Regions from separate parts of the Homo sapiens genome. Here region 2 is linked to region 1. The links are chromatin loops, found by intact Hi-C in ENCODE. Cell type or tissue: GM12878. All regions are shown on one strand.

The links. Hi-C counts contacts between places; a loop is a spot of excess contacts. Peaks named below come from ENCODE experiments on the same cell type or tissue, not always from the same donor. Only the 100,000 strongest peaks of a DNase experiment are listed, where the experiment ranks them.
Region 2: a loop joins it to region 1, with 2.4 times the contacts of the local background. A loop is called at or near these places in 1 of 110 quality-filtered maps.

Annotation. Positions count from the first base shown.
Region 1 is chr13:47,092,526-47,097,525 of GRCh38, forward strand. No RefSeq gene overlaps it. Among named protein-coding and RNA genes, the nearest start is that of HTR2A, 200 kb to the left of the region's middle. In GM12878, no CTCF peak of the experiment used is centred here; a DNase peak (open chromatin) is centred at 2,446.
Region 2 is chr13:46,960,457-46,965,456 of GRCh38, forward strand. No RefSeq gene overlaps it. Among named protein-coding and RNA genes, the nearest start is that of HTR2A, 66 kb to the left of the region's middle. In GM12878, a CTCF peak has its summit at 2,298 (motif pointing right); a DNase peak (open chromatin) is centred at 1,485.

The DNA of each region.
Region 1 (5,000 bases):
TCTTCCAAGACTTGTTTGCCATTCAGCAACCCAGGCTACTAGTACTCTCTTGTTTAGGAAGCCCTAACCATACAGAAACAGAAAAATAATAGTTGCTTCTTGACACTAACGAGCTTATAGTGCAACTTAAATATCACAGGTGGTTCAGGATTGAGTATAATCAAAACATTAAAATGAATCTTTTGTTCCATTAAGAAGACTTTGCATGTGAAGAAAGTTTTGCTGCAGATGCTGAGAAATTCTACTGTTGCAAATCTACTGTATTTTTCTAGGAAGCTCATGCTCCTACCCTCTGCAATGACAATTTCATCCTCTCTCTCTCTCTCCTAAGACTTTCCATCTAGCACCACCCACCATTTTATCTAGTGACCTTATCTCATATATCACTAATGAAAATTCAAGCCATTAATAGTGTACATCCTCATCCTGCCTGGAAATCCTGCCATTTCCAAATAAACTCATATATTTTCCCTTTCACCTATCTCTCCTTTCTCTGCTACTGCAGCTAATTCACTACATATTCTCTGAATCCCTTTCATTTTGATTATCCTAAGGACATTCCTTCTTCAGGAGTCTTCTCTCTTTTTGGCATATTCAACTTTTTTCTCTCTAATACTTCATTCCAGTCACATACCATTCATCATTGATATTATATCCCCCTTCAATTACCATTACTCTTTGTTTAACTTCTCAGAAATGTTATCTATACATTCTATTTCCATACCTATATCTCTTTTTTGAAGCCTTCAAGTCATTCCATTCTTGCTTATCTTCATAAACAGCAAATGTTTCTTCCAAGGTCACTGGACACTTTCATTTTCCAAATGAAAGTTCTTATTCTGTATGATCTACCAGTAGCTCTCATCAAAGTTAATGTTTCCATCTTTGAACCATCTCCTAGGTGTCCAGTGACCTTATTGGATATCACTTATCTGTCATCTTTCCTTATCTCCTCCTACTAGACTTTAAAACTGGACTTCTATAAAACTTGGTACAGAACCACATTCTCTTGCTCTTCCTATCTCGAGATAATTTTATTAATTGTCAGGGCTCTAGATATCATTGGTATTTTGACAAATTATCTTCATTGAAGGTATCTCCTTGATGCTGTGTATCTTCACTTTGATATTTTATATTCACTTGAAATGTTTCCTGTTTCATCTTTATGTGGGTATTTTATAAATGCCTTCCCTCCCATCCCTGCCAACTGTTCCTCCTCCAATCTTCTCCAACACAGAAAATAATCCACCCAGCTGCTCAAGAAAGAATCCTGAGCATACCTCAAGTCATGATTATTTAATCTGAGTTTCTCCTAAGGATTTATTGTATATGCATGAAAGACAATAAATAATGTGCTTAGAACAATTTCCAAGTGATTAATTATGGCTGCATGTCAAATACAGAATAAAATGACGAAAGTCATACTTCAGTGGTCATTGTCACTATTAATACCTTAACACCTTTTTGCTTTTATGCAGAGCTGCATCCACTAAAATAAGTTAATATTCTACCTTTACAGACCCCTTTGGTAGAAAAAGCAGGTTCACAAGCCTATCTGGGGCTTACCCATATAATGACTTCTCTAAAATATCACTAATCAAAGGTATTATGCTTTCCTGACAGTTAGGATTCAAAGTGGTAAGATTTTCCTTACCTTAAAAATAAACATATGCCAGAGAGTGCAATGGCAGACAAGTCCAAAGTCAGGTTACATATATGTAATTATATATTTACAAAATCTTTTCATTAACCCATCGAGAAGAACCACATATTATTTACTACAGATAATAAAAAACATCTCAGGGGTTCATCAGTGTTGGAACACCAGTGGTTTTTTTTTTTTTTTTTTTTTTTTTGACCCTAGACAATATGTTGCCTCTGAATTATTTTGAAGACCAGGCTGTTTATTTACACCAAGAAAATTGGGACATTTTAACTATATCAGAACTTGGCAAAAATTTTGAAATAATACATGAGATTGGACTTAAGCAGTACTTATGGTAGTAATTTTAATTTTTAAGTTCTATTTCAATAGTGAAGAAAGTCTGTTAACTTTTTTAAATAATGCCTATGTTAACAAATAAGAGTTTCAGTGCTTATATCTTGCATGCAAAGTGTAAGATGCCTTCTCCCCTCCTATTTAATTTTTGAAGAACTTCTGGTTTTTAAAAAGAGAATTTAAAAAATCAAAATTGTGGACATAAGTAATGTGTGACTTCTCAGTAGTCAATCCATTAAAATCCACCTAGAATTTTAACAAGGATTTCAGTTTAGTAAACATTTATTAAGCATCTCCCATTAACTAGCACTGAAAAAGGTAACCTCACAATGTCAGTGTTAATAGCATGCATGATACAGCCCACCTGCTGGCTTTCTTGGCAGGCATTGCTAATTTTTAACTAGAGTCTTCACAATTCAGCTGCAGGTTTTTTGTTTTGTTTTGCTTTCCCTAGTCAGTTTCAATATAGGTCACTTTCATGCCAGACACATATTTACCATTTCAGTGTTAGCAGTAGCAAGATCTGTGAAGAATCTGAGATTTTATCTTACTTGAAAACTAATAGATTATCCTGTTAGCAGTTCATGGATGTGAGACATGAGACTCCTGGGTCAGAAACAAGGACTTTATTACTCATGGCATAGCAAGTAGGCTGAACATCAGCATATTTTATATTGGTTCCCTGAGACCGAATCCCCACGAGGCATTGTGAATAGGGCCAGATGATACCTACACATGTGGTTGGTTGTGTTAGAACAGAAGAACCCTGAGTTTAGGGAACCCAAAACTTTTATAATGAGAAACCAGCATGCCTGCCCTTTGCTTCAGATGGAGACACTATTTCTATCTTTCAAGGTTGTTTCTACGTAAAAATTCTTGAAAAGATATTCTGTAACAGGGTCAGTCTGTACCTCTGCTCGTAAGACAAGTAGAAGCCCAGAATACTCAGGCAGAATTATCCCCCACAAGCAGATAGAACATTTTACCTCTTTAAATGAGACAGGAATAATATAGGGTGGTCACAGGAGAATAAAAACTTCCAGGTGGCAGTTTCACGTAACTAGAGGCTACAGGCTCATAATACCCTGAAAAGCAGGGTGTGGACCAAGCTGGCTAAGACTGACTGGACCCAACATGGTGCTTGATTTGACTTAGGTTTCACCTAGGACCTCAGTATATGTTCATTAACATACTAAATCAGATACCCAACAGCGCCATGACAGTTCTGAGAATACCTATAGTTAGTGTTAAAATGGGTGGCACTACAGTTCTGAGAAATCTCTACCTTTTCCCAGGAATCTTCACGAATATCTTACCCCTTGGTTAAAGAAACCCATAAAGGTAGCAGCTCCAAACCCTTCTGTGAGTGACTCTCTCCTGCATATGCCTGCACTCCCTTTCTTGAGTATGTACTTTTTGCTTTGCAATAAATCTCTGTACTTCCACTCTTTTCTAACTCATTTTTGAATTCCTTTTCACAATAGTGTCAAGAGCCTGGACACTAGCTGGGGGTAAAGATCCCAGAAGCATTTGGGGACCTTCCCCAGCTCACCAGTATCCAGTGTGAAGGCTAATCTCAGGATTTAATCCTCAACATATGTCATTCATTCTTCAGAAATAAGTAAGGTGATTGAAATTGTTTCAACTTAGCAGATGAATTAATCAAGTCATTTCTGCATACAACTAAGAACCAATCTAAGCAACTAATTTAATGTGAACTAATCAAAGTTAATAATCTTTAGTTTTCTGTTGGTATACAGGTACTGTATATCTAGATTAGGGTCAGGTATCTTTATGGTATTAAAGAAATTAATCAGTATAAAGATCATTTTAACAGCTTCGTTTATTCTCTGTGCTGACCAGTCCTGCTATTAAATATAGAGATCAGTTTTGTTCCCTTCAGATATTTATTTGTTCTCTGCAGATTATTTCTCTTTAGACATTATATTTATTTAGTATTTTAAAAATATTTTTATAGATATTTTCCAATATACACAAAAGTAGAGAGAAGAGTATAATGAACCATATGTGTACATCACCCAGGTTAGTCAATTATTAACTCATGGCCAATCTCATTTTTCTCTCTTTCTCTACTACTCACTTCCCCTGGACTACTTTAAGAAATCTCAGACATTGTATCAATGTATTTGGGTGAATTATTTTCAAGATAAGGCATTTCTGCTCTTCTTCTCTTTTTTGCCTATTCATTCTGATAAGTTTATTCTTGTGTGTGTGCCTATTTGGAAATTTGCTTACACAAATTGTATGTTTGAATCTTGTTTGGGTCCTTGACATGCAGGTATACTATGCTGTATTTCTGTTTTGTTTTTATTCTTTAACAGTAGTTTCTTTATTTTTATCTATGAAAATGTAAGTCTCAATATGATCAAATTTGGGCACCGAGGGAAGAACTTCTGTGGCTTGATTTCTTTTCCTTTTCCTTTCTTTCTTTCTTTCTTTCTTTCTTTTTTTTTATAAAGACAAATCCTATTTTGGGTTAATTTCCTTTTAACTAATCAAAAATGTTCATATGCCTTCTTCATATATTCACTCATAAGATATGTGGCTATGAAATGACTTTAGATTTGCTAGAACAACTTGTATATGTACAAATTCCTATATACTCCTCTAACTGATCATTTCATCCAAGCTATGAATCATTCTTCTTGTTTTCCTGCAAGCCTTTCCAGTTTATCTACAGCTTTACAAATGAGTTGCCAGAAGATGAAAGAAGAGCTTAGGCTCCAAAATAGAGCTGGCCCCATACTGTGTAGAGACCCAAGTTTATATGCGGAGAAAGAAAATTGGTTGCTAGTAGAGCTTCCAATTTGGTAGAACTCTCCAAATTCATATCTCAAACATACAAAGTAGGGTTTCCTTTAAACTTGATAGGATTCTCTTAGGAGACAATGATTTGTCTATTACTATTTAGGTGCTAATTCTTAACATATGTACATTACCTTAAATTTATGGTTCAGATACTCTAGCTTCGTAATGGATA
Region 2 (5,000 bases), 130 kb before region 1:
TAAATCAGCCTAATCTTCTAAAGAAGTTAGCTGTTCATAGAGATTAAGCCCTAGATCAAGCCTGTCCAACCTGTTGCCTGGGACGGCTTTGAATGTGGCCCACAAAAATTCACAAACTTTCTTAAAACATTATGAGATTTTTTTGCAATTTTTAAAAAGCCCATCAGGTATCTTTAGTGTTAGTGTATTTTATGTGTGGCTCAAGACAATTCTTCTTCCAGGGAAGCCAAAAGTTTAGATATCCCTGCCCTAGATGGCTCCAGTAATTAGACTAAAAAAGTCTGGTAAGAAATACATACTCTTAAGGCCGGGTGCAGTGGCTCACACGTATAATCCCAGCACTTTGGGAGGCCGAGGTGGGTGGATCACCTGAGGCCAGGAGTTCAAGACCAGCCTGGCCAACATGGTGAAACTCTGTCTCTACTAAAAATACAAAAATTAGCCAGGTGTGATGGCGGGCGCCTGTATTCCCAGTTACTCAGGAGGCTGAGGCAGGAGAATTGCTTGAACCCAGGAGGCAGAGGTTGCACTGAGCCGAGATCACGCCACTGCACTCCAGCCTGGGTGACAGAGTGAGACTCTGTAACAACAACAACAACAATAAAAGAAATATATACTCTTGAAATAATGTCAGGAGACTAGGCCCATATATCATAGTGACAGACAATAGATTAGGGACCAGGACATCCAAAAATTTAAAAATACATAATTTTCAAAAAGATGTCAATTTTCATAAACTTGAAAGCTAAAACATTTATTATACAACAGGATTCATCCTGTGATGCTCAGTGTCATCTGTTAGAATCACCATAGCCTTTATAATCACACCTAAGATACAGATCCAGGGTCATGTAGCCAATAACTCAGAATCTGCACCCTTGACTTGTGTGAGACCATTATTTTTCTTCTGGGTCTGGCAAGATCAACAGAACTCTAAGAATAACCAAAAATGGGAGCACTAGCAATGTGTCAAAATAAGTCTAAAAATAAGAAACACGATTAAACCCATTTTAGAATTTTGATAACTAGCTTTAATGTAAAGGTATTAAGTTTTGTACTTACTGTTTTTGTACATGAATTGCTGTTTAACATGCTCGATATATTCAGAAGAATCAACCATACTAAATTTGTAACTACAGTTAAAATTACTTGAGGGAATTTAATTAATGAAATGTATAATCAGCATCTGAACAAAAATTGGTTTTCAAAGCTTTTATCAGATATAGGAATTTAATAAATTGGACCTTAAACCAAGTACCATAGTAGTATATATTTCTCTTCTTGAATAAAAACCCTTTGTTGTAATTGTTGTTGGTTCTCTAGAGAGAAGATGTTAAACTTAAAACCAACATCTACTCATAAAATTTAACTTGCTTTTCAAATCCTTTTTCTTCTGGTTTTAAGAAGCTGCAGCAGTGAAACCTAACCAGCATTATGACTCATCACACTGTGACTCCTCATCGTGTCCACCACCATCCCTTGGTTATGTAATTTCAGTCATTGCTGAAATGAAAGCAGAGGACCTCAAGCACAGTGAACAAGTTGGCTGTGCAGGAGCAGGAGCAGAATTGTCTTTTTCAGTATTAGACTTGCAACTTGACCCTCTACTTTGTTCATAGGATCTTAGATAATGGCCCGAAGCCAAAAAAAAAAAAAAAAAGGCATAAAATGAAACTTTTGAAATATTGGTCATGGATATTTGTTGTTTTGTCTTTCTTTGCCCCTTCTTTTGGGGTAACCCTTCTTTCTTCTATTTCACCCATGTGCTTCTTGTGGGAGCTAGACTTATAGCTCCTTACTTCTCCCCTCCAGGAATGGGCCTGTGTCACGTGAGGCACCACAGTTTTGCACCTTCTTGATCACAAAAATTCATTGAAGGAGGGAGGGCTGCTATATATAATAAAGCTGTAGGAGAAGTTTTCCTCCCAATCCCCAACCTCCACTTGGTCTTGATGGTTGAAAAGTGTGATCCCGGATGATGACAATGTGCATGATCTCTGACTCATGCAGAAGCTGATCCATGGTGGAATAAAGGGTGATGCAGAGAGAAGGAAGGCGGGAGCTGGAGAAGCAGGATGCTGTCAGTATTTCAGTCTCTGCTCCTAGCTCCTGAAGTCTCAGGAGCTGTCCTCATTCTTCTAGCACTATTCCAGTTTGGCGAGTATGCTAGCTGTTATGTCTCATATCTAAACCCACCCATCCTATTTTGTCCTACTTTGTGATAATGGATCTGGACTTTTCAGAATAGCTATTTTTCTTTGCCAGGTGGCTTGATGTTAGTCTCAGCCAATAGGTGGTGCTAAAGGGAGATAGCAAGACTGGGGAAGGAAGAAGGGGCTTTTCTTCTCCCTCTTCTTGTTGCCCTTCTAACAACAATATAGGGTGGATACTCTTATTCCCGTTGTGCGCATGGGAAAGTAAATCTAAGAACAATGAAATAACTTGCTCATGATCACACAATAGTAAATGGTGAAGGATTCTTTAACCCAAATATGCCTGTCATCGAAGTTCAGCTTTTTTCCATTTAGCTGTACTGTTTCTATGGGCAATAAAAGCTCACTGGGAAGATTTTTATTTGTATATATTGTATACAAATATATTGTATTACTTGTAAATATTGTCCATTGCACCTCAAATCAGTGGTGTGCTAGAGCTGGCTTGTGTAAATTCATAGGAGACAATTTTCCATAACTTTTCCCAATTTTGATCAGTGATGTATTGTTGGTAGCTTGAAATTAACTGGAGCAGGAGTATTTATACTGTGAAAATGGGCAAACACTATAAATCAGTTTTCTTCTCTGTAAAACTGGCTGTTAAGATATACCAACACACCACTGCTCCAAACTCTTGGATTTTTTAATGTACTTAAATATATAGACCAATTATTTTTTCCCCACTCATTTTGCTTTCTTGCAAATTGAATTGTTTATCATTTTTGATTCAATACTTGAAAACTCTTCCAGAATAGTTAAATTGCATGAATCCACATGGTATTCTTATAGATGAGCCAATTTTTTAAGGAAAATAAAGTTAAAATATTAATCAAGAGCCATATTTTCTCTTCAAGTACAGTTTCATTGCTATTATTTGTTTTGATTATAAATCATTCTTACTAATTATATATGAATTTTATATCACTTTTCCTAGAGTTTGTTAGATAAATTCAGATTTATCTGGATTGCTGTTGCTATCCTTTCTCTTTTTTGCTTCAAGTATATATGTACATACTTATTTTTAGTGACTAGGATTATATTTACTTTTCCTCACTAATTTCTTATTTAAGCTTATTAAGTATATATATATTAAGTATATAGTTCATATGTTCTCTAATGAGACTCATGTTCACTCTGGCATTTTTTATTGGCTTATTATATGTTTTGTTCAAACATTTATTTATTGTCAGGAAAGAAGTCCCATGCTCATAATGGACATCAAGGAGTAAACCTTCTGCAACTCCTTAAATGCCAAAGCTAGATAATAATCTAAATGAGGCAGTTTGTTATTTACAGCACAGCAAGAGCATCAACAGGGCAGTACCGGTTTCCTTGGCCCCAAATCCAACAGGCCACGCAATGAGCCCAGTGGGCAGCGGTTGGTGTTGCAGAAGAGGAACACAGGGCCAAGGACTCAGCACCTTTTATAGCAAGCAGGAAGCGAGCCAGATCCTTCTCCCACTTGGGGAGCAACAAGACACAACATAATCACATTGTGGTTGCCTTGACTACTTTATTTGCCTGTGTGATTAACTATGGAAACTGCTCAGCATTAGAGGACAGCCAGGCCTTGGCACAGTAGGCAAGGACATGAAGAGACCCTCAGGGCCCATGGTAGACTGCCTTTCTCAACAATCTACTCATTGGCCTTATATATTCCTGGCCAAACTCAAATTTTTCACATTAGAGATACTATCAACAAAATGTTGGTCAGCAGGATGAAGCCCATCTGCCGTATTGGCCTTAGCCATATACCATAGCATCCCTGGCTCAGCCTACTTAATAAGTCCCAGGGGGAACAAGCAGTTCTCATTTCAGATAACCATTTAGCTTCATTTCCTATGACATAGAGTGTTCCATATGACTAGCGTTAATCCAAACACAACACAGGGCGTAGGTGACTATGCACGCTCTTCCATATTCAGCCAGGATGCAGTCTAAGGGGCAGTCTCTTATCCATTATGATCCACACAAGGGAGTTTTCACTGGCCTGATGATCTTCTAGGGTTTGTGCTGTTTCATTAGCTGTAGTAACTGAGTTTAAGGATGGGTTCCTGATGACTGCCTCTCTGAATTTCACTCCTAGGGAACAGTACCTAAACTGCTGTATGGAATAAGGAGTCAGTATATTCCTGGTACAGCAGCCCTCTTTATTCTGTGTCTTCATAAAAGAAATGTAGAGCAAGGGGTGGTGTCAGTGTCAATAATTACAGAAGACAATAAATGGGCCAAAAATTAACCTCTTTCTCCAGTGGCAGATGTTCCATGGCCTACTCTCCTTCACATGTAAACATATGACTCATAAAGGCACAGGTCACTCCAATTCAGGATTTGTTCTTTAACTTGACTGGGATCACTGTTACATGGGTTTGGTTAAGTTTCATGGGCACGGTCACCATGTAGTTACAGACTGGATTGCCATATGTGGCATAACCCAAAGTTGCTTGGGCCTTAGGAGACACACATGAGTTCTTACCAGTCATATTGAAATAAGGTGTGACAGTCCATGTGTTTGTCATTTGGGAGAGAAGAGGTCCACATTTGGAGCTGTTCACAAAAGTGTGAAACACAGCAAAAAAATTATTGGATAGTCATGCCCACATGAATTTTTCTGTTCTCATAGCATGTGGAAGATGACAACAAACCCAGTAGTGAGTCATATTGCTGGCACAGCTGCTGCTTGACTCAAGAAGACCATATGATTGTTGCCAGGTGGGGCTAGATCTAGGGGACAAGTGAGGGACATTAAATGTTCTTTCCTCTCAACATTTCTCAGGGTCTAAGATC